Regions from separate parts of the Homo sapiens genome. Here all the other regions are linked to region 5. The links are chromatin loops, found by intact Hi-C in ENCODE. Cell type or tissue: PC-3. All regions are shown on one strand.

The links. Hi-C counts contacts between places; a loop is a spot of excess contacts. Peaks named below come from ENCODE experiments on the same cell type or tissue, not always from the same donor. Only the 100,000 strongest peaks of a DNase experiment are listed, where the experiment ranks them.
Region 1: a loop joins it to region 5, with 4 times the contacts of the local background. A loop is called at or near these places in 2 of 110 quality-filtered maps.
Region 2: it touches region 5 in a loop (5-fold over the local background); 18 of 110 quality-filtered maps call a loop at or near these places.
Region 3: it touches region 5 in a loop (11-fold over the local background); 13 of 110 quality-filtered maps call a loop at or near these places.
Region 4: it touches region 5 in a loop (8-fold over the local background); 7 of 110 quality-filtered maps call a loop at or near these places.

The regions. Positions count from the first base shown.
Region 1 is chr7:81,767,897-81,772,896 of GRCh38, reverse strand. It overlaps HGF (hepatocyte growth factor), which reads left to right and starts at 2,850. Exons shown (of 18, transcript NM_000601.6): 1 at 2,850-3,013. The coding sequence starts at 2,926. In PC-3, no CTCF peak of the experiment used is centred here; no DNase peak of the experiment used is centred here; H3K4me3 peaks cover 457 bases.
Region 2 is chr7:81,480,367-81,485,366 of GRCh38, reverse strand. No RefSeq gene overlaps it. Among named protein-coding and RNA genes, the nearest start is that of HGF, 290 kb to the left of the region's middle. In PC-3, a CTCF peak has its summit at 2,584 (motif pointing left); no DNase peak of the experiment used is centred here.
Region 3 is chr7:82,015,319-82,020,318 of GRCh38, reverse strand. All of the region lies in intron 12 of CACNA2D1 (calcium voltage-gated channel auxiliary subunit alpha2delta 1), which reads left to right. All of the region lies in intron 1 of CACNA2D1-AS1 (CACNA2D1 antisense RNA 1), which reads right to left. Among named protein-coding and RNA genes, the nearest start is that of CACNA2D1-AS1, 8.6 kb to the right of the region's middle. In PC-3, CTCF peaks have their summits at 2,576 and 2,780 (motif pointing right); no DNase peak of the experiment used is centred here.
Region 4 is chr7:81,954,411-81,959,410 of GRCh38, reverse strand. It overlaps CACNA2D1 (calcium voltage-gated channel auxiliary subunit alpha2delta 1), which reads left to right. Exons shown (of 39, transcript NM_000722.4): 38 at 54-136. Among named protein-coding and RNA genes, the nearest start is that of CACNA2D1-AS1, 52 kb to the left of the region's middle. In PC-3, a CTCF peak has its summit at 2,686 (motif pointing right); a DNase peak (open chromatin) is centred at 2,680.
Region 5 is chr7:81,713,727-81,718,726 of GRCh38, reverse strand. HGF (hepatocyte growth factor) reads left to right here. Exons shown (of 18, transcript NM_000601.6): 11 at 1,362-1,495. Among named protein-coding and RNA genes, the nearest start is that of HGF, 54 kb to the left of the region's middle. In PC-3, a CTCF peak has its summit at 2,542 (motif pointing right); a DNase peak (open chromatin) is centred at 2,556; H3K4me3 peaks cover 475 bases; H3K27ac peaks cover 615 bases.

The DNA.
Region 1 (5,000 bases), 54 kb before region 5:
TTTTAATAATCTTAAACTTACTGTAAGGATGAAATAATTTTCAATAGTATGTAATATGATGCTTAGCATACATTAAGATCTCAGTGTATATTAGCAACAATTTCAGTAAAGAAAGACCAAATAATTTTTGTCAAGAAATATGAATATATAAATTATATAGGTTTTAAGTTGTATTTACCATATTTAATGTGACAGTAAAAAAAGTCACGAAAATGTGTGACCTAATAAGTTTATTCAGTTTTCTAATGTCCTGAACCCCTTATCTCAGATGGATTTTGCTCCAAACTTATAACAATAATTTACAACCCTGACTCTAGTTTTTTTTTCTGAGAGAAAAAAATAAATAGAAACACTGTTCTTTTTCTTTCCTTACCTACAGGAATTTACTTACAGAAAAATCTAACTTCTTTTAAAAACAGCCTTAATCCCTTGTTGGGCCAAGGGAAAACTTTTCCATTGTTCTCTGAAGGTTTGCTAAAAAAAAAATTACTGTCAAGAGGCAGATCAATAGAAGAAAAGGCATACACATTTATTTGATCATAATTTTACACAACCCGAGAGCCTTTAGAACAAAGACCCAAAGTTACAAAAGAAATTGTCCATTTTTATGCTTAGGTTCAACAAAGTGTGGGCAGGTGTGGAGAAATACAACTGGACAAAAGGAATATGATCTCATGCTAACAGACTGAGTGGGGACGCCTGGCAAGGTGAGATTCTTCCTGGTATCTCTGTGCAGTACTCATTCCTTCTGGGTATGGGGCAGGACCTTCTTTGGAATGGGGTCTTATGAGCTACGATCAAACAAGGTAGGTCAGATAATGTCTTTATGGCCAGATTTCACACAGAAAGTTGAGGTGTTAGAGTGATATGCTTAGGTTTTATGGCTGGTTTGGGAAAAAGGGTTCTGGTTTCTAGGAGCCACCTTGGGAAAGAGGGATTCTAGTTTCTATGCCTCGCCTTGGGGGAGAATGAAGGGCCGGAGACTGGAGAGCAGGAGAAGGTCAGAGAGAGCTGATTCTGAGGTCTTCATTTGGGGTATCATTTTTCTGAGCCCCTACACCCTAATAAAGCACAAGAGATGCAGTGGAGCAATTCAGGGTCACGGTCAGGCTATGCATTGAACTGAGATTTCCCAAAAAGTCTACTGAACAGTAAAAAGAAAGTAAAATGGATCCTGGGGACACCAGACAGAGGCTGACAAATGATTTTTAAGTAAGGAGAAAATGATAAAAGAGAAGGATTAGCAATAGAAACGGGTCATATAAAATAGATCCCTCAAAAGGAATTCTCTTAATCCCTAGCTTCTCTAGATATCCCACAACCTCAGGGACTTATCAGGCAGGTTGTTTTTCCCTGAAAGTGGGGGTAAGGGAGCTGGAGGACAAATGAAGGTGGTATGTGGAGGGAAGGCTGTTCTGTGGATGAGTTTAATTCAGCCCCACAATCACTTCTGTACAGCTACCCACCGCTCTAGTCATTCCCACATTTGGCCTGCTTTCTTTTCCTCTGTGGACAGGGGCACTGTTCTCTACTAATATCCATCTCAGAGAGATACAGGGGCAAGTATCCCTCAGCATCCATTAGAAATAAAGCAGGCTCTTGCTTAAAGTTACCAGAGCATCCACCTCTGGGTGCAAAGACAAATTCTCTGAATCAAGTGAGGGGTCTGGGCAATGATCTCACAAGGATTTGATACCTAGGAGTCCCCCCATGCCCATACAAGCTCCTCATCTTTCCACTTACACTTTGGGAAGCTGGCTGTCGTGTACAGGCAGATGAAGCTGGAAAAGAGAGGCATATTCAGTACTCACGAATTCAAACAGCTTGAGGGATTTCCGGTGAAAGTCAGTCCTAACCAGTGTATACGTACATACACACCAACATGTGTGAATGTGTTGTGTGCACGTGTGTGCCTGTACAAGTCCACATGGCATATTTACCTGTCAGGGACAGGCTATGGACAATGACTGTTTCTTGGACTTTCTCTTAAAAAGTCAGATCAGACAAGTTTATTTTGTATACTTTGGGTAAATGTGTGGTATTTCGTGAGTTTGGCAGTTTGTGAAAAAAAAAAAAAAAAAAAAAAAAAAAAAAAGCTGCCTGCTCTGAGCCCATGGGGCAGGGGCAATTTTTTCATCTGACAATCTGCGTGCTTTTGTTTTGCTTGCTTATTTTGGCCCCACAATACCACACCCTTTTCTTAACTAACCTCTTTCTACCTGGGCTGGACGTGCCTGGGCTCTCCTCCCTGGCCCCGCTCCCACCTCTCCCAGGTCTCTAAACCCCTAGAGAACCTGTGTCAGTGTTTTGAATCCCTCAGTTGCTCTAGCAGGAAAACTAGACAGATTAGGAGCTGGGGCACATTTGGCTGAAAGACAGCTCTTCGCTTTCTTCTTATGCTGCTTCCCCTTCCTCTTTTCCCAAATAGATATATAAACACATGTATTTTCCTGTTTAAATTGAGCGAATTGGTCCCCTGCCTGTGCCTTGATTTAGCCATTGGGCTCAGCCTTGCTCCTCCCTTCCTTACTCGGATAGGAGCCACTGGGATCTGGAGCTCCAGCTTCCAAATTGAAGCTGGCCTCAGGCCAGGTGACCTTTTCTTTGTAAGTTTCTTTCCTAAGCGTGGGGTTGGGGGGAGGCGGGGAATGGGGGGGGTTGCAGGGATCTGTTTGGTGCTGTTGAAGGGGGGGCGAGTGAGGAAAGGAGGGGGCTGGAAGAGAGTAAAGGGCTGTTGTTAAACAGTTTCTTACCGTAAGAGGGAGTTCAGACCTAGATCTTTCCAGTTAATCACACAACAAACTTAGCTCATCGCAATAAAAAGCAGCTCAGAGCCGACTGGCTCTTTTAGGCACTGACTCCGAACAGGATTCTTTCACCCAGGCATCTCCTCCAGAGGGATCCGCCAGCCCGTCCAGCAGCACCATGTGGGTGACCAAACTCCTGCCAGCCCTGCTGCTGCAGCATGTCCTCCTGCATCTCCTCCTGCTCCCCATCGCCATCCCCTATGCAGGTTAGTTCCCTTCTTCTTCTTCATTATTAGTATTAGTATTTAACTCTCCTGCTAACCTTCCCTATTCCTTTTAACACCCTCTTTTTACCCTATTCCCAGCATCCTTTCTGAACTCAGTATGTAGTATAGGTTTCTAAAAGCTCTCATTATGCTTTTTTTGACATTCTTTTTTGTTGTTGTTTGAATAGCATTTAAAATGATAATTAACTTTCCCTCAACTCCCCTCCACCTCCAACCCAAGCCCCGTCCCACTTAGCCTAATAGTTGTGGATTATGAGATAGGGAGGAAGTGCTAATACTGGCTGAACTTGGCTGCTTTGGACAAGTTTAAAGCTAAAGAGAGGGTCTGGTCTGAAGAGGCAAGAGTGATGGTCAGTCCGGCAGGAAGTCATCCTTTTCCAGAGAACAATTTTTCATGATAATGCACTACTCCACATCACCTAGTCAACATTTGGAGCCAAATTACGACTTTGTACAGGTTTTCATTTTGAGGAGGCAGAATAAACTCTGAGTATTTGCATATCATAAAAATGAAAGAGAAAGCCTCTTTTTAAAGATCTTATTCTTTCTGGGTACGGATGCCTGCCCTTTGAAACTGCAGTGCACGGAGACTTTGATTAAAGCTGCAGAACTGCCCATCTCTGTCTCCCACTTTCTCCCTTGGATTTGCCGTTTGGGGAGGAGTTGCTTGAAAGTTCATATTGCTTGGAGATTTAGAGATCTCGTTTGCTGCTCTGGGAAGTTTCTCTTGTTATCAGGGCAAGAGGAAACATCTGTATTTTGTTGTATCATTGTAGAGGCTGAGGTGCCAACGGGAGAAGGCAGTGAATATCAAGGGTAGGCGCAGGGGAATAAAAGAGTGGGAACAAATGCCCAGATGGAGACATGGCCTTTTTACAATATAAAAAAGAGAACTGGCTGTATCTTTTGAGATGGTAAATATGACATTTATCAGACCTTTGATCTAGTTTTTGATATGGTACAAGGGTTAAAAAACTCAAGAATTTTCTAAATGCAAAGGAAAATCATTCAACCCACCTGGTTTTCTTTTATTTTGTGAAGTGGCCCGTTTGGAAAATGACACTGTTTGGAAAGGGTCACTCTGAAAGCATTTAGGTAAGATTTCTGAAGAAGTGAAAAAGCAGTGAGTTCAAATCAAGCAGGTTATCATGCTTGACATGTGTCATGTTAAAATCGCTTCACAGGGTCGGGTGCGGTGGCTCACGCCTGTAATCCCAGCACTTTGGGAGGCCGAGGCGGGCAGATCACGAGGTCAGGAGATTGAGACCATCCTAGCTAACAAGGTGAAACCCTGTCTCTACTAAAAATACAAAAAATTAGCCAGGCGTGGTGGCAGGCACCTGTAGTCCCACCTACTTGGGAGGCTGAGGCAGGAGACTCTCTTGAACCTGGGAGGTGGGGGTTGCAGTGAGCCGAGATTGTGTCACCGCACTTCAGCCTGGGGAACGGAGCAAGACTCCATCTCAAGAAGAAGAAGAAAAAAATGCTTCACAGATGACTGCTGGTTTAGGGGATTTTGAGCTTAAATTGAAATAATGGCTAATATTTTGAGGGTTTTCATTTTTAAAGATTAAAATGTCACTGTTCTTAAGTAGAATCTGGTTACCTGAATTCATCTGTGCTAACGCAAGGGGAACGCAGTGTGGAAAACCCAAACAGTAGATCAACCGTAGGCAGTGTCTATTTGTTTTCGGCATGCATTATGAACTTTTGGCAGGAGACATACATTTGTAATTATATTTCACTTTGCCTAATGTAGAAATGACTGTGTTTCCTGAGTACAGGCAGAATGCAGCCCAAGAGTGCTGGCAGGCAAGGAGAGTCCAGTTGGGAATTACAAATATGCTGTGAATAATTCCTGAAGTGGATAATTCTAAAATTGTCATCAAAGGAGGGTGCGCCTTTGTTTAGATGGCCAGTTTGATAGTTTTTTTTAATAACCTTTAAAATAAAAAATATGGGTAGC
Region 2 (5,000 bases), 230 kb after region 5:
CATTTTTCCAAGATTCCAGGAATATGTTAACACTGTTTCTTGTGGTTTGTGCTAGGGTATTAATCAATATTCATATTGATAAATTCTTCCTTATTAATTTTATGTTCCAGAACTCTAGATCCCTCAACCTGGACACCCTCAGGATTTAGTCCCATATGTACTCTCCCAGCTTCTGCTGGTACACTCTAGCTAGGTTTTGCAGCTTCTTTGGTGCACAGCTCTCCTTCCCCCATAGAATCAGCTCTTTGTCAGTTGGGTTATATTTTGACTTGATCCTAGTTATTGGTCTGATATCCAGGAGAGGAGTTGGAGGTTCATCCTGAATGACCTGAAAGTAAAATTGCAAGGGATTGTCTTCAAGCCAGTAGGTAGCACTAGTTCTTAACAGGGAGGAATAGGCCACTTTTGTAGGCCCACAAAGTTCAGAGAAGTCTGAGTTTCAAGTTTATCAAGTGTCTCATTTCAGACGTCTTGATTCCAGGATTCACTTCTTTATAATGAAGATCCTGACCATGGTGGAGCTGACATCCATGAGAATTAAATTTTCATTGGAGCTCCACTATACTTATATGTCCTGGGCTTGAGCTTAGCTTTTTCTTGCCTCTGGCTGTTGCAGTTTTATTAGTTTCTGTAGAGGTGTCATGATTCCTTGATTCTTTATAATACTTGTGTCCTTGCATTTGCTGTGCATTTGAAGAAATGGTCCATTCGTTTGGCCTTTACAGGTGTTCATTGTAGGAACAGACCTTCACTAATAGTCTAGCCTGTGATTCTGAAAGGGCTGACAACTCCAGGCAGAACTTGCTGTGGTTTCTCTAGTTGGCTGGGCCACTGCCTTTGCTCTGATGGCTGGGCTCTGCTGTCCAGAGAGACCACTGGTTAGGCAGAGACCAATGGTTGGGCTCTGCTATTAGAGGAAGCTACTGGTTGGGCTCCGCTATTAGGAAGAGTTGCCGGCTTGGTACTGTGATGCTCTCTGGTCAGGGTAGTCAGAAGATGTATTCCTTGGCTGGGCAATTTTACTATTTGGAATCTGCACTTGGGCAGGGCTTCAGGCTGGGCTTTGAAAGTTGCTGCTTGTGATGGGCAAGACAAGAGCCTATGCTCCTTAAAAATGTGTGATTAAGGGTTGCCTCCATTAGGTCAGAGCTGTAGGGTGGACTTTTGCCTGAGTCAAGATGCTACTTGACTTCCTGCGTCAAGCAGGTTTAGTTCCTACACTCCTGCAAAATGCACACGGGAGGTTGTTGGGCAGGCTTTTTGGCTGAGCTAAGTTACTTACTCTTTGGACTCCTAGGTTTTACAGGTCTAGCCCTTGTGCCTCTTAGAAATGTATGCATGTGGCTGTCTCCCTGCCTCAGCAGGATTATAAGGCAAGCTTTTTGGATGAGTGGAGCCACTGCTTGACCCAAGATATCTAGCCTGTGTGATTCTCAAAATGCGCAGAGGGGGGCATCTCCCTACCTGGGCAGGGTTGTTAGAGTAGGCTGTGTGCCTGGCCATGGAGGCTAGCCATCTAGGGACTCAAGCAAGGCTGAACTTCCCACTGTGCTTCTGAAAAAGATCAGTTCAGCTTTCTGGGTGGGCTATGAAGTTGGCTGGTAACTCTGATTGGGCACCGCAGCTGGTGTGAACACAGAGGTGCCACACAGATCCATATGCTAGTCACTGTGGCCTCTGCCTTCTTTCTTTGTTTCTACTTGACCCCAGGTGGTCTAGCCATGCCTTTACCCTTTTCTTTCCCTATGAGGTGAGACAGGCGGGATTCCTGGAAAGAAAGCATCTCAAAATGCTAGGGAAGCTGAATGACTGCCTCCAGTTCTCTTTCCCCACTGCAGAAACTATGGGTCCAGGGTAATGCTCTTCAACCAGTGTTGTGCCAACTTCGTGGTGGCGGGGGGGGAGACCATTCTTCTGACCCTTCTCACTCAATTTTCACTTAGGTATGTGTACCACATTGTCTCAGGCTCGTTTCCAATATTGGGCTTTTGAAGAAGATGTTCTGGTCTATGGATAATTGCTAGATAAGCTTACAAGGGGTGGGGGGAGTGTGTGTAGCCTGAGACTTTTTACTCCGCCATATTGCAGCCATCCTGACAATGATAAAAACTCTTAACAGACTAGGTATAGAAGGAAGTTGCCTCAACATAATAAAGGCTATATGTGACAAACCAACAGCTAACATCATACTAAATGGTTAAAAATTGAAAGCTTTTCCTCTACCACCAGAAACAAAACAAAAATGCTTCTTAACACCACTTCTATTCAGCATAGTACTGGAGATCCTAGCTAGAACCATTAGGCAAGAAAAAGAACTAAAATACATTCAAATTAGAAAGGAAGACAACAAAATTGTTTGCAGATGACATAATTCTTCTTGTTTTAACTTGATATAAAAATAATCATGTGATATTTTTCCAATTATTTATTAATTGTATTGAGTGTCATATATTTGAGAAAACATATAAAAATCCATTAATATTTAAAATAAAATGTGTTGGATACTCTGGGGAAACAAGTCACGTTAAATCTTAAACTTTATTCAAGGGAGATTTACAGCTAACATATGCCATCTAGTGGCACTAAAAGAAACTTCACTTACAAATTCATAACATTTCCATTTCTTAGCGTACTATACTTCTGCTTATTCTTATGAATCTTTATATATGCCACCCTAAGGGAGAAATTCTATTGAATTGAAGTCCCATAGTTTTTCATAGATTTCTTACAATGCATATTTTTATGCATACAATGTCATGAGAAAAGTAATAATTTGTCATCAAATCATAATATAATCTATTTGTCTGAATTCCACGCTTCCAACCACCAACATAACTCTTTACAAGATGATCAGACCTGATCCCCTTTTTTCTATTACATGTTAATGTAAATATACACTTAGACTGATGCTCTACATAAATTATCTTGAAAATGTTATATTAAGAAATATCTAAAACTAGTTCAGTTTTTATACGATTCATGTTTCTGTTTTTATAAAGCAGAATGTTAAAAAGCTTTCAAGTTTCATTACATGGAACTTCTTGCCACATCTTTTTTTTTTCAACCTATAAATTGTTCATTGTCAAACATGTATCACACTTTTGAATTAAGGCATTGATCATCCCCATTCTTTGTACCTCACATTGGTGACTGAAAAATGTTGTGCTCTGCTGGCAGAATAGAAGCCTCCAGAAACCTGGTCCTGTGCTCTGACACAAGAACCTAGTGCTAGTGAACATGATGATTCTAGTCCTTCTCTTGCTATAATCAGGTGGCGTCCATCAGTGACTAACTCTACAACTAGAAAATTACCTCTGCATAGAAATAACTAAGGTAGAAGAAGGAGTTACAACACCAAATAAAGCAAGAGGAGAAAGGTATTTCTCAATAAATTGAACTATTCCCACAGTCATTTCTAAAGACTGGTGCTAAAGAAATTGTGTTGGGAGGCCGAGGCAGGCGGATCACGAGGTCAGGAGATTGAGACCATCCTGGCTAACACGGTGAAACCCTGTCTCTACTAAAAATACAAAACATTAGCCGGGCTTGGTGGCAGGCGCCTGTAGTCTCAGCCACTCTGGAGGCTGAGGCAGGGGAAAGGAGAATGGCGTGAACCCGGGAGGCGGAGCTTGCAGTGAGCCAAGATTGTGCCACTGCACTCCAGCCTGGGTAACAGAGCGAGACTCTGTCTCAAAAAAAAAAAAAAAAAAAAAAAAAAAAAAGAAAAAGAAAAAGAAAAGAAAAAAGAAATTGTGAGTTTGTGAATTACTTTTTTGTGTGTGCCTCATATCTCCTTCAGTTCTGCTCTGATCTTATTTCTTGTCTTCTGCTAGCTTTTGCATTTGTTTGCTCTTTCTTCTCTAGTTCTTTTAATTGTGATATTAGGGTGTCGATTTTAGATCTTTCCTGCTTTCTCTTACAGGAATTTAGTGCTATAAATTTCTCTCTACACACTGCTTTACATGTGTCCCAGACATTCTGGTACGTTGTGTCTTTGTTCTCATTGGTTTCAAATAATATCTTTATTTCTGCCTTCATTTTGTTATTTACCCAGTAGTCATTCAGGAGCAGGTTGTTCAGTTTCCATGTAGTTGTGCCGTTTTGAGTGAGTTTCTTAATCCTGAGTTCTAATTTGATTGTACAGTTTGTTGGGCCTTCTGTTCTTTTACATTTGCTTTACTTCTAATTATGTGGTCAATTTTAGAATAAGTGTGATGTGGTGCTGAAAAGAATGTATATTCTGTTGATGTGGGGTGGAGAATTCTGTAGATGTCTGTTAGGTTTGCTTGGTCCAGAGCTGAGTTCAAGTCTTGTATATCCTTGTTAATTTTCTGTCCTGTTGATCTGTCTAATATTGACAATGGGGTGTTAAAGTCTCCCGTTATTATTGTGTGGGAGTCTAAGTCTCTTTGCAGGTCTCTAAGAACTTGCTTTATGAATCTGGGTGCTCCTGTACTGGATGCATATATATATTTAGGACAGTTAGCTCTTCTTGTTAAATTAATCCCTTTACCATTATCTAATGGCTTTCTTTGTCTCTTGATCTTTGTTAGTTTAAAGTCTGTTTTATCAGAGACTAGGATTGCAATCCCTGCTTTTTTTTTTGCTTTCCATTTGCTTAGTAGATCTTCCTCCATCCCTTCATTTTGAGCATAAGTGTGTCCGCACGTGAGATGAGTCTCCTGAATACAGCACACTGATGGGTCTTGACTCTTTATCCAATTTGCCAGTCTGTGTCTTAATTGGGGCATTTAGCCCATTTACATTTAAAGTTAATATTGTTATGTGTGAATTTGATCCTATCATTATGATGTTAGTTGGTTATTTTGCCCATTAATTGATGCAGTTTATTCCTAGCCTTGATGGTCTTCACAATTTGGCATGTTTTTGCAGTGGCTGGTACTGGTTGTTCCTTTCCATGTTTAGTGCTTCCTTCAGGAGATCTTATAAGGCAGGCCTGGTGGGGACAAAATCTCTCAGCATTTGCTTGTCTGTAAAGG
Region 3 (5,000 bases), 300 kb before region 5:
ATTCCGTAACCTCATGCAGAATGCGCCTGACTGGCCATTTGTCTGTGTCTTTCTCTGAGCAGCTCTGTGGCTATGCTAATCATAATTTGCCCACCCAGGAGCCTGCCTTCAAGTCAGACAGCAAGACTTCCCCACAGGGATCTGCTCCTTACAGCTTTCATAGGCTAAGGTGGATCACCAAAACTTTGCAGGCTGCAAGTAACTTTCAGATCCTTGGGCTTTATAAAATAAAGTGTGAAAGGTGAATTTGGACACTTTTATTTATTACATAATGCTATAAAACTGGAGATATAGGCTAGTCAAATGCTCTGGATTCTGATGTATTTGTGAATTATGGAAACCACATTAGAATTTTACCCTAAAATATTCCATCCAATCTAGTATTTTCATAGGCTTAATGCCAAAAATTTTAGTACACAGAGTAGATTAATATAACCTATTTCTGACTTCATTTTTCTAACATGATTCGAAGGCTGAAGTTTTTATTTTATTTTTATTGGCTTTCTTCATAGACTAATTTCCATTATTCTTTGGAGATTTGCCTATTGTAAATTAAAGTTGAACTCTGGGTAACTGATAATTGTTGAGGTGACAGTTTCCAGTAACTGGGTTCTGCTGGGAAACAAATTCCTATGGCTTTTTAAAATAGGTTGACCCTGTGGCTTTGGAAAACTCTTAATTGAAGACAAGTATTTTAGTTTTCAAACAAAACAAAACAAAAACAGATTAGCAGAAGTCAGAACTGTAGGATAAAGTTACAAATCAGTGGGATATAAGGAACAAATCAGTAATACATTGTAAATAGCCAAAACTGCTCTTACTTAAAAGTCTTCTCAAATCAAGTAGGCCAGAGCTGTAATACCAAATTTAATTATTGGAATTATAATGTTCCTTTCAGAAGAAAAATAGTTTTGAAACAACTAAAAGTAAAATTATGTAAGTTTATAACTATGAAAAAGCCATAGGAATTTAATTTTTTTTGTTTTTTGTTTTTTGTTTTGAGACGGAGTCTCACTCCATCACCAGGCTGAAGTGCAGTGGTGTGATCTCAGTTCACTGCAATCTCCACCTCCCGGGTTCAAGTAATTCTCCTGCCTCAGCTTCCCAAGTACCTGGGATTACAGGTGTGTGCCACCATGCCCAGCTAATTTTTGTATTTTTAGTACAGACGGGGTTTCACCATGTTGGCCAGGATGGTCTTGATCTCCTGACCTCATGATCCACCTGCCTCAGCCTCCCAAAGTGCTGGAATTACAGACATGAGCCACTGCACCTGTCCACGAATTTAATTTTTAAGTTAATTACCCCATCCACCCCACCCCCACCCCACCAAGACAGAATCTCACTCACTGTGTTGCCCAGACAGAGTGCAGTGGTGTGATCTAGGCTCACTGCAACCTCCACCTCCTGGGTTCAAGCGATTCTCCTGCCTCAGCACCCTAGGGTAGCTGGGATTACAGGCGTGAGCCACCATGCTCAGCTAATTTTTGTATTTTTAGTAGAGATGGGGGTCTCACTATGTTGCCCAGGCTGGTCTTGAACTCCTGAGCTCAAGTGATCCACCCACCTCAGCCTCTCAAAGTGCTGGGATTATAAGCATGAGCCACCACACCTGGATTTAAGTTCAATTTTATTAAGTCTGCTCCCCAAATTACTATTGCTTTTACAATTATATAACTATGTGTGAATCCAGAATTATAAGAATTTTTTTTATTTTCAAGGAATAATATAGTACATAAATAAGTGTACTAAGTATATTTTGCCTAAAAAGTTGTTTACCTCCAGTAAGGATGTCTGCTTATTTAATATTAAATAAAAAGATTAAGAATGTATGATGATGTAAGTATAGTGAAACAGCCCAAATTGCAAAATGCAAGACACTAATAGCCCAGTTTTGGTCCTGCTCTTACCACATACTGTAATGAACTTACTGATATGTTGGATAACACCAAAGTCTTCTTACCCTCTGGTAAGAAGTAGAAACCACTCAAGCATCTATTCACTTGTTTTTAACAAACATTTGTTTTCATTTATGAGTAAGACACTACAATAGAAGCTAAATTGTATAATCTTGGAACTTTTAAAGCCCAATCCAACGTTTATTCAATACTAGCTTCCCACAGTATTTCTGTTGAAGACCTGTACTCCAGCATTATGAAAAATATTTGTCAAAGCCATCTGTTACTGTATATGTCTTGTGTGACTCTATGATGAAAATTTCATAGAAGCAAACATTTTGAAAGATGAGCCTACATAAAATCATATATGTTGAGAAACAATTAGCTACTTTTCTAGGAACATTTTACTCACAACAGAAAAGTTTTCATGTGCATTTGTTATATGAACCTAGTGTTGTGATTATAAATATACTACTAGGCATGAGTAAAGGAATTTTTTCTCCACAAAAGTCGCCTTAGCCTGGATGTAGACCTCCTCTAATGTAAGTGATTTGCTTGAGTGAGAGTTAAGATGAAATATTTAGCTTGTGTGACTACTAGTTAAGCATTTTGAGTTATTTTTGTATGTCATTTTGTTTTTATGTAAGATCATGCAAATGTGCTTAAAAGAACTGTACAAATACACATCTTTGAGAAGGTAATTTACCTTAAGTTTTAAATTGTACATATTTCAAGGAATCACTTTATTTTTCTATAACTCCAAAATTAAGGTTAAACAAGAACTGTAAGTTTAAAGAAGTAAAAAAAAAACATCTGAAGAAGCAGGGTATCAATCATCTCTGTGGACTTTAGCATCTGGAATTTAGTTCATTGACTATTCCACATGGTGGCAGTAGCATAGTATGGAATAGGAGGAATGAAACCATTTACAATTCCAAGTGGAAAGTTGTGTACACAAAAGTTCTTTTAAATTTAACCAATACATTATTTATATGCACTATACAATATGTAATGTGAAAGTTTATGAAATCAGTGAAGTTAAAATTCTTATGTAATTAGCTAAAATGTACAAAGAAAAAACAAGTTCAACAATGGTATGGCGCTAGGGAATGAAATTTTTTTATATTGATTTTTTACTGTCAAAGAATGTGTGTAAGGCACTACAATAGATCCTAAGTTTTGAATGACTTATATTAAACTTCTTCTCAACTGAATATATATTTATAAGATCATTATAGAAAGCTCTAAGATAATCTATATAATCCATAAAATCATTAAATACCTATGTGCATATGTGTTTGTATGTGTGTGTATATATACATACATATACGTAAAACCAAGATAAAATAATCTTGGGTATATTAGATTGCGTAAATATTGTAATGGTAAAGCAGTTGTATAAATTATAAAGAAGGTTGCATTTGCAATTAGGATTTTAGTAAACACTTGGAATAAAATTTCAGGAAAATAATGTCTTTAAAAATCTCTACAACAAGGCAAATGAAAATTGAGAAAAGGGGTACAAATTATACATTGATGACATGGGAATGATTCAGTTAGTTAATGCAGCTTACATTTAAGTAGCCAAGAACCTATGCAAGAAAAAGAACAAAGAGGTTTACAAAAGAGTTTGGCGTGTTTCAAAAATTATAATTAAAGCTGACAGAATGTGCACTACCCCAGCCCTGATCCCAAATACCTTAATTTTGACAACCTCTGAGGGGTCCATGTAAGCAAACACGTAGAAGTTAAGTGAAACTTTTATAGCAAAATAAATAAAGCAACAAGCTTTTTTTTTGGGGGGGGGGGGCGGGCGGCTAGTGTTTATTTGGACTATTTGAATGATAACATCAGTCAAATAATCATATGTGTGGATCTGAGTGTAGCCTCGATGTTATTAGAAGTGCTTGCCTTTCTGAGACATAGATATAAGATTCATATAGTCTTACTTGTTTATTTTTTTACTGAAAAGTATTTTATGAAAAATGTTTTACTAGATGATTGTTGTGGTAACAGGAACTTCTAGGCAAAGCCATGCTTCCGTTGAAAATTTGAGGTATGGGTTCAAATGTTAGTTATGAGAGAGATCCCCCAGTGCTTCCTGGAGCATCTGGACTTTTTCCCTGACTTGAATTCATTTGATGATTGTTTAGGGTATGGCATTTAAATTGAATTATCAGTTAGGGTGGTCAACCTGCTTATAAAAATATTTCCATTTAGAAGCTCAACTCTGTAAGCAGTAACCCTACATTGAAATTTATAGACAGACCCAAAAATGACCTAACTGATGAATTAAAGAAAATGAAACCATTGCATTTTGATTGGGAATTCCTGGAGAGAAAGATAGATTGAGAGAGAGAAAAAAACCAACTTCTGTCATTCACTTAGAAACAATTATTTATTCTTACAGTTTGAAGTATTTAAAGCTTGGATTATGTTCACCATGTGGCCTCTTACGTAACCAGCTAAGGCAAACCTGGATGATGTAAGAGTGGCTCACCTAAAACCTTACAAATGAAATAGCAACATCCCTGATGTACGTTTTGGGGGCAGGGATTGTTATAATGTGATCTGTGTGGCCAAGACCAGTGAAAGAACAGAGAACAGATGTGAAATCTCTTTTGAGATTTGTACTCTGAAATCATGTGCAACAGTTAAAAGATACAAAACAATTAGAAAATGTCCATTCAAATAGTCAGTCAACATGAATTAGGGAAAAGCTCTTAACATAGTTCAAACTGGAATTTGAACTCATGGAAAAGTGATTTTCTGCATGTCTATTTTTAGAAATAGCTAAAATGTTGAGCTGAGAGTATGGGTTTACTTAGATTACTAAATTAGTAAAAATCAATATATATGTAAAAATAATTTTATTAAGTATAGGTTGACCTCATGGAATTTACCTTTTATACTTTCACACTATTATTTAAATTCAATGTCTTTCAATAAATAAATTATAAAAACTCTCTATTGATTTTAAAATATTTGCATACTTTATAGCATGTTAGGAACAGTCAATATTTTGATTATATTTAAAAATCCTAGGAGCTTAGAATATCTATTTATATGTGTCAGCCAACTTTTATAGAAAATAAGTAATAT
Region 4 (5,000 bases), 240 kb before region 5:
TTTTAATCATGTGAAAAAAACTAACATGAGATTCCTTAACAAGTCTCTTTTAGCTGACGGTCCAAATCCTTGTGACATGGTTAAGCAACCCAGATACCGAAAAGGGCCTGATGTCTGCTTTGATAACAATGTCTTGGTAAGATCACACTTCTACTGGATTAAAATACTATAAATTAATGGTCACTGTCCGCAAGAATTCAAGGATACAAATTGCAATTTTAACTCAAACGTAATGTCTTAACCATAGTTTTTCTCATTAACATGACATACTTGCTGGTAGATTTTTTTCATTTCAGTAGTTTTCATGGTTAGCATAAACTTGACAGTTGCTTCTTTTATATGTCCTTCCCACAGAAATTGTGCTTTCAAACACAATTCCAATCAATTTAACTCATAGTAAATGTTAATTATGGTATATTTGTTGCCTCCATTTATATTCCAATCCTGAAGATATAAAAGTTAATTTTATTATATTTTTGTTAGTTATATTTGTCTTCAGTGAATTGAAAAACCTGTTATACAGCCATTGTCTTATTATTACAGAGTTCTAGTGTGAATTGAAAAACCTGTTATACAGCCATTGTCTTATTATTACAGAGTTCTAGTTTCTTTTGGATGGTTTCTGATGCTATCACATATTAGACTTCTATTATTTCCTTTAATTGTACTAATTTCTTTTTCTAGTGTTTGAAACTAGACCAGGTCAATTACATAGGGTTTGATAAAATATTACAAATCATATTTAATATATGTCACTTAAAGATGGCTTACTACTTTTCCTATAGTTCAGCTATCTTTCTCTAATAAATACTATTCTGATTTACTGTGTATTGATTATATACAAGGTAGGTAATATGTCATCAGTATGTACTACATTAGCTTTATGCTTTTAAAATTCTTAAGAAATATTAATCTATTCTCAAAGATGAAGTCTACATAAAAATCTCTGTCTACCTCTTTTTAACTAATTTTAAATACAATACTTCCTAATTCTGATTCTTCAGTGTGTGCACACACCAATGAATATCCAAACTTGTAAAGCATTATCTCATAAATTATTTGAGTTATTTAGTTTACCTACTCAAATACATAGCTGCATTTGTCCCAGAAAGGACAAAACATTTTCACAGATAATATTATGCAATTAGATAATATAAATTAAAAATAGCACAAAGAAGTAATAAAATCAGTAATGGGGACTAAAAATGAAAGATGTATTAGCCAGTCAATCCCAGTTATCTCTGTGAGGGATTATTGATCCTTGCTAGGGAGAGTAATTCAACATTGCAACTAAGCGTTTTTTTTTTCTTTTTAAGATATATTAAGTCCAGATAGGCGGACTCCTGTTATTCTGTCTACTGCAACTTCAGCACGTTGCCCATGTAAAATTATTCCCCCAAAGAATGTTTTATGAAGGGCCAAGGGTCATGTCACTCATTAGAGAAACTTCGCTCATCAACTATTTGTCACCAGTTTTTTGACACTAGAAATATTAAATTCAGATGAACTTGAAAAGTGACTTAAAAGCCTATTGCCCAAAATATTATTCTAGGAGGCTATATCTTATGATCAAGCCATTAAAAGGATTTGACCAAGACAAAAATGTTCAGCAATTGAAGCTCCTATAAATGGGTTGTGTGTGAAAGTACAACTGTTGCTCAGTAGCTTGGTGTGCTAATAATATCTTGTGTTTCTTTAGCAGTGGAGTTATTTTGGTAATGCTTATTTGCAATGGTCACTGTGAATCTGCTCTGGATGGAGACTCACGTTAACTGCCAGCAAATTGCATGAAATCTCATCTTGTATGTCTTCTGTGTTTTCTTTCCTTTTCCTATACTTGCTACTTTGCCCGTTATTAATAGGATCAACTTAAGTGCACAACGAGTCGTGCCTGTACCATGATGTCAGCTCCTATCTTCATTTTACTGCAAGTTTTCATGTGGTGTGGATGGTCAGTCACTTTCTCTAATTTTTCTTAGTTTTTGTTTTTGGCTTGAAATTCTAGAAAATCACCCATATTCCTAAATCTGCGATATTAATGTTCCTGAAACCAGGTTATTAAAATCTCAGGACCAATGTTGTTGTTTTGTAAATAGCTGATTTCAAATGGCATGTACATTTCTAATCCTAAATGAAACATATTCAATATTTATGTAAAAATCATTTTTCATAAAGTTTTTGTGTAAAAATTGTCATTACAGAGACAGATATACAGGCTTCATGGTATTTTATGAGAACTACCTAATGACAATTTTTAGAGGTGGTTATCTCAATTTATTTACAAAAGATGCTAACACAAATTTAATGCACTCTTTCAATTCCTTTCAGATTTTTCTACTTTTTAAAATAAATCTGACTTAAATAACTTTTTAGATTTTTTACTCTCAAAATATTCTTATTGAAATATTTTAGAATAAGTGCTTCTAGTTTCTAAGTTCATTTTATTTAATATACATTATCTAGCCCAAAATTATTAATTAACCTTTTAAGAAATTTCTGAGTTCTCTATTCAATACTACTAAAGAGATGTTTTGGGTCTTGGATTTGCATTTAGTTCTTCATTTACTGTTTTGCAATTTCTTTTCTAATGCTCTGGAATCATCATGATGTATTACTAGAGCACGCACTTTCGTTGTGTTTGTCATTGGTTTCCAAGTAGTCATTGATTAGGAAGCCACTAGATGGAGATGTGGCCATTACTATGAATGGAGTGAATTCACAGGCAGGGGTGATAGAGGGTGGGGAGTAGAATAGCAGAGGGAGTCTCAGAAAATAACCACAAGTCTTCTGGCATAATAAAAGAATAGTTTTCATGGCAAAAGACGCCAAAGTAAGGAAACGTTGCTTTAATATCTTCATATACACATTTTAAAAATTGATATATAGGCAATTATTTGAATTATTATTAATTCCTGAAAGAAGTTCATAGGTAGTCAACCATTACACAAGAAAAGTGTAATCAAATTATATTTCTATAATTGTCCTTATTTTCCCTTTTGATTCAAAAGCTTACTTCTGTCAATCATAGAATTTTTAGATAAGATTTATAGGTTATCAGTTACACTAAAAAATATGTAAGTATTGCTCTTGAGTAGGCCAGCTCTCTTTTTACCTTTCTCTTAAAAACTTATAGCAACGGCTGGGTGCAGTGGTTCAAGCCTATAATCCCAGCACTTTGGGAGGCCGAGGTGGGTGCATCACCTGAGGTCAGGAGTTCGAGACCAGCCTGGGCAACCTGGTGAAACCCCATCTCTACTAAAATACAAAAATTAGCTGGGCATGGTGGTCCCAGCTACGCCAGAGGCTGAGGCAGGAGAATTGCTTGAGCCTAGGAGGTGGAAGTTGCAGTAAGCTGAGATTGTGCCACTGCACTCCAGCCTAGATCACAGAGCTAGACTCCATTTCCAAAAAAAAAAAAAAAAAAAAAAAATATATATATATATATATATAGCAACAGTGACTTTAAAATCTTTTTAACCTAAGACCACCACCCCCCCCCCCCCCCACCAAAATAACATTTTCCTATTATGGTACTTTCCTTGAACTATAATTATAAATCTATCATGGCAATAATTATATATCACCATGGACTCAACTAGGATATTTATGTACCAGATAATATGCTTTATAAATTGTGTTTGCATAAAATAATAAATTTCTCAATGGACAATTATTGACTTGCTTTACTTCTTTGATTAATAAATGTTAGCTTTTTCATTTGCTTGAGTTTTGATGAAGTCCTCATGGTATGGAGCTTCATAATTGTAGAAGTATAATCTATATCCTTCTGATCTCCAAAAAGAAAACATTTGAGATTCCTTTATATTATTGTATCAAAGGAATACATAATATCGATGATGTATATTTTACATTAACAAAATATGCTTTCAGTATTTAAAAACACAGTTATCTGTATAGAACAGTGAATCCACTTAGTGCTATTTGAATGTTGATATAATGATATCAAAGGAAGTATTATTTTCTCTGAAACAATTAAGTTGAAAAAAATCATTACAAAAAATACTGAAATGTTAGTTGGCAGTTGTTTCCCACATTAAGGACCATAAAGGTTATGGTCTATGCTCCAATGTAGTCTGGCTAAAACTAGCAATTTCTGTTGGATTAGGTTCTGCTCACAAGCAAGGTAGAATGGTAGTATAATCTCCAAAGCCTACCAAGGGGCCCTTATACCCGGTAGAGTCCGGAAGGATATAGATTATACAAAAACAGTTATGAAGCTCCATACCATGAGGACTTCATCAGAACTCAAGTGTTCAAACAAGACTTTTTGATAACAAGTTTATGAAGACTCAAAAAGCTAACATTTATTAATCAAAGAAGTAAAGCAAGCCAATTCTGTCCATTGAGAAATTTATTATTTTATGCAAACCCAATTTATAAAGCATATTATTGGGTACATAATCTGTCTACATTTAAAGAGTTGAATAAATATACTACTACCTACCTATCTCACGAGTTAATGTGTAAGAGTGTTAAGGTGACATGTCGGAGAACAAATTATTTGCTAGGGGCATTATTCCTATTATTATGCAGTATCTACATGCCTAAAAATTTTTAAATATAGATTGTCTTCAAAGTTGCTGGTGGTAACTTTAGTACAGACTTACCTGAATTCAAAAGTTAGTCCATGATTTGATGGCTGTCTTCACCAGCGATTTGCATTTTGAAGGAAATTAAATGATGGCTATAATTCAGAAAAAAAGATCAAAAACCTTTTAGCCAAATGACCAGAACATTTTCTTTTGAAACATGTACTTCTAAATTTAATAAATTAAAAATTATTAAGCTTGTACTGTATGCAATTAGTTGTCCCAGGTTCTGAATGGGGAAAGAAAGGCAGAGTAAGAGTTTAGCAACAGTAACTTCAAAAGATTTTAGCCACTGGTAACGCATGCTGTATGAAGAAAACTTTGGGGCAAAAACCATATGAATTTTACTATGGTTTAGATTTTTTAAAGAGTAATGAGAAAGGAATAAAG
Region 5 (5,000 bases):
TTCCTCATCTTCATCCTCACCGTACACATACCTCAAAGTACCAGTTGGTAAACTTTTACCAGCATACCACTGAAAATATGTGATATATTTATTTAGAAACTATCAATGGGTCTCTAATAATACTTAATTCATCAAGTTTAGGTTTGACTTTTGGAAACAATTTGTAGGAAATTGATCAAGGATTAAGTCACATGGTACCATTTTGGCTTAAGGACAAACTTTGTAAGTAGGAGACAGAGCATGGCGGTTTTGAGCACTGACTCTTGAAATAGCCATGGGTTCAAACCCCAGCTCTAGTGTTTGCAAGTCATGTGACATTACACCAATTAGTTTTCCTCTCTGGATTTCAATTTCCACAAATGTAATATGGCATAACCTTAAAGACTATCTCATAAGATTGGTCTAAGGTTATATCTACAAAGAACCTACAACACAATGTGGCATGTAATAAGTACTATATGTGTTTACTGTTATTCTTGGTCCAGAAAAATGAAACTTGGTCTGGAAATATAGTCCAAGTTTCCATGTTCAAGCTTTTTAAAATTTTATTTAAAATGACACATTAATTATATTCAAGCATGGTAGCAATTAATAACTGGAAACAAGTTCAGTAAGATGAATAGTTTTAATGACTTTTATGATCAGTCAAAGTGGCCATGTAGAATTGACTTCATTCATGTTATTGAGGTAAATGTAAATATTGATGTTACATGAATGAAAATGGCCTTATAAAATAATTTACAGTAAATTTACAATCTTTGCTTTTCTTTTGTAATAAATTTAGTTAAGATGTGAATTAGAAATAAAGTATTGCTCGGTTATCTGTCAAAATAATATTTTGTAACTGATCAGTAAAATTTAGAATTTTAATTATTTAATTAACACATTATTCATTTCAGTATATCTTCTTGTACTCTGTCATAGTGATATGGCTAGTGATGCTTCATTTGTATCTAAAATGTAAAAAAATACTTGTATAATAGCTTGTATTTTTTATGTATTTTATAGTTTTAATCTTTGCCATCTGCTTGCTTTAGACAATGTTTTTCTTATTTCTATGCACAGAAGTATCATTACCATGCCACTGGGATTACCAAATAGAGGCAAAATCACAAAACCTAATATGCCAATTATGGAGCCCTCTTCCATATTTCCAAGTTAGAGAATCTGCTTCTAAAGTGTAGGAACAACAGTAGCAACCAAACAGACCTCAAACAAAATAGCTAAAATTCATCCCAAGTAAAAGGTTATGCTGTATCTACAGTGAAAGTAATGTGCTGAGATTATATCTTTTTGTAATATTTTGTGTCTCTTGGATGGAATGAGCATCTTGTGATGTGCAAGGCCTGTTGTTTCCACAGTCATATCTTCTGGGAACCAGATGCAAGTAAGCTGAATGAGAATTACTGCCGAAATCCAGATGATGATGCTCATGGACCCTGGTGCTACACGGGAAATCCACTCATTCCTTGGGATTATTGCCCTATTTCTCGTTGTAAGTACAGTTAGGGATTGGTGTCTTGTGAAATATTTTAAATGTACTACATTTCATCTAAAAGTTGTAAATAATATAGGTGGTCTGGCATTTATTCCCAAATGAGGAAGCTCTCCAGAGAGCAACACACACAAATGTACACAACACACACACAGACACACCACATGGTCTCTCTTTCTCTCTCTCCATCTCTCGTATAGATAAGAAGAAATTTTAACATTTTAATGGAGATTCTCTTCCCTCAGAAGATTTCCATTGGGATTCCGAAAGCATTAATTGGCCACAGTTCTAATATGACTGGGCTAGAAAGATCTCCCCACCCCCCAATACCAATACTACCTGTTCAGCTTCTGAATATAGCAGAGCTCTCAGCAAAGTTCCCAGCCCACTAAAAAGCCGTGAGCAGATCTGAACTAGTGGTACTTCTATTTCCTTCTCAGTTCTTTAATTTAAGACTAAAGAAGAGCCTGGAGTTTTCCACCCAGTTATCTGATTCCCAGATGGCTTTGTTAAAAAGATATTAGTGTATAAAGTAAAAGTTATATAAAAAACATGTAATACATGTTTGACATAGTTCATATAAAATACATGTCTGGTATAATTCATATTAAAAAGTCCCTAGATATCAGTAAGAAAAAGATGTGAGAATTCAGGAGAAAAAAGTAGAAAATAAATCTTCAAAAATATAGCTAATAAATAAATGAAAAGACATTAAAACATATTCGTAGGAAAAAAATGTTTAAGACATGAGAAGTCACTTCTACCTGTCAGGTTGGCAAATAAAATGATTGTAAATATCCAGTATTAGTGAGGACCTGGGTAATCAGTCTGTCTCAATTCTATGCTACTTACAGTGTGAATTCAAAATCCTGCTTGGAAGTTAGTTTGATAAAATGTATCAAAAGCAGTAATAATGTTGACATAGATCAGGATTTTTGGGCCTCCGCACACCCACATTTTGGGGTAGATGCTGTTCTGTGCATTGTAGCATGTTTAGTAGTATTCCTGGACTCTATCCACTAGATGCCAGTAGCATGACACCTGCCCCAAGTCGTGACAATCAAAACTATCTCTAGACATTGCCAATGTCCCCTGGAGGGCAAAATCATTTCCACTGGTAACCACTGATGTCTAGTAATACGTATTGAGATGGAAGTACGTCTTAAATATGTTATTGAGTGAAAAAGCCTTTTTATAAAGCTGTGTCAGTAGAAAGAGACCATTTTACTATACTATGTATCTGTAACTCTATGTTTACAACGAACATCCTTTACCACAATGTTAAACCACCTTCTCTTTAGAAAGGAAATACTTTTATAAGTTCGATAAAAACTTTGTTTTAAGAATGTTTTTCTTGTGAGACAAGCTAGTAGTAGCAAGTACCTTGAGAACAGCAGCAAAAATATCTACTCTAAAAAGAGATTAAATTGAAGAAATAATAATGTTGCTTTTAAAAAATGAAATACAACAGAAGTCTGTGTTTTTCTAGAATTTATGTCAAATTAAAGAGGTAAATTTCACCTTAAATGGAAACAGCAGTCATGTTTTATGAAATTCTAGCATTAAAGGCAAACTTTTAAAATATGATGTTAATCAAGTCTACCTATAATTAAGACTTGGAGCTGCTCCATCTATTTTTAATAGGTTGGGAAACTCTGTATAATAATAAATAACTAAATATATTATATGTTTGCAAATAAATGGCATTTCTAATAAGTTTATTTTCATTTTATCAGCCATGATCATAGCCTTTCAAATTAATTTGTTTTCCTAATGTTCTTCACTTTTCCCATATTAAGGTTGGCATAGGCTCAATGTTAATACTAAAAGAAACACACCTACTTTTTCAGAGAATGCCATACAAAAATATTTAAAAATTATTAAAAGATTATTATTTTTCTAAGTACAGTTTTATAGCACTATGTTTTTGTTAAGTCTCTATGGTTAAGACTAATGGAGGCTCATAGAATATATAATGGTGTAGGAAGAAGGAAAAAGGCAATTATCTGCCTTCTAAAACAAGTTATTTTGCTTCCTCTACAGATTTCCAGATTTTTAAAAATCACAGCAGCTCTATCTAGCACATATGCATGGTTAAGAGTGAAATGCCCTATAGTATCTCAAGGCACTGTGATTTCATTTATAATCACAAACCAAGGGAGCCAGGACTCTAATAATTTACAAGTTTTCAAAAAATTTTTTCAACTAATATTTTTAAACTAAAAGTAATGTGCTGTTGAAAGACTTGAGGGGGTTACTAGTATTTGATTAAATACTATTGCAGATAAATCATTTTATTTCAATGTATACCACAAATTAATTTTAATAAAGATTTTTACAGTGTCATTTTTCTAACTAATATTTATAGCCAGGATTTGTTTACATTTTCTCCCTGGTGAAAGGGTGATAATATTTATCTTTAGAAGATTTGAGTTCTTATTATTTATATAACTGCAGAGACTGTATAAATCATTTTCACACTGTAAAATTCTTTTACAAAACATGTAAAGGTTTTTATTCTTTTTTTTAACATGCTTACAAAATAATATTTTACATATTTTTAAGTTTATCAAATATGCAAACATAAAAATGTAGAGGTGCCTATATGATTGAGTATACACAGACACAGTTAGTATACTATTTTAGAAAAATCTTAACTACCAAGAGCGTAGTGGTTAAGAACTTCAATCCAGACTTCCTAAGAATGCCAGACCCATCACTTTTAAGTACCTTGGGCAAGTTACCAAACCCACTTAGGACTCATATTTGTATTTGCAATATTTTATAATAAAAGTACCTATTATATGGGACTATTGTGAACAGTGTCTGTTGCATAGTAAAGAGTCAAAACCTTAACTTCCATCTCTGTTTTTATTTGTTCATTCATTATTGTTAATTGAGCTGCTATTGTGTACAAAGCCATATATAACATACTATGTTTATAAAAATACAAACACTTCTTCTTAATTTTAAATAGTTCATAGTATAGAAGGGAGACATTTATGGAAATAATTACAAAGCAATATAATCATGTAATATGTATATATTAACAATATATAAAATGAGAATGTGAACATCGATTTCTTCATGGAGAAATACATGATGTTCGTAAACTTTTGAAATTGAGTTAAAGCTTTAAGAAGAGTGGGAGAAAGTTTTCTTTATGTTTTCAGAAAAAGTCCATGTTTGGTTCTGAGGCCATACACACACACACACACACACACACACACACACACACACACGCACACACACCCCTACCCTTCCGTAGGTAAAACTTTTATCATTGACATGTTTTCTTTCTTCAAATTTAAGTTGAACCAATAAAAAATAAGTATTGTATCACATATATTTTTGTAGACATGAGTCTGAAAGTAGTGTGGTATAGATAGTGTAGTATAGACAGTGGTGAAAGTAAAGGAAGAAAAGTGAGAATAGTATTTGGCAGTGAAATGGAAAAGGCATAGAAAGTAGTTTTTCAAGTTTTACTCCAGGCATGCAACAGAAG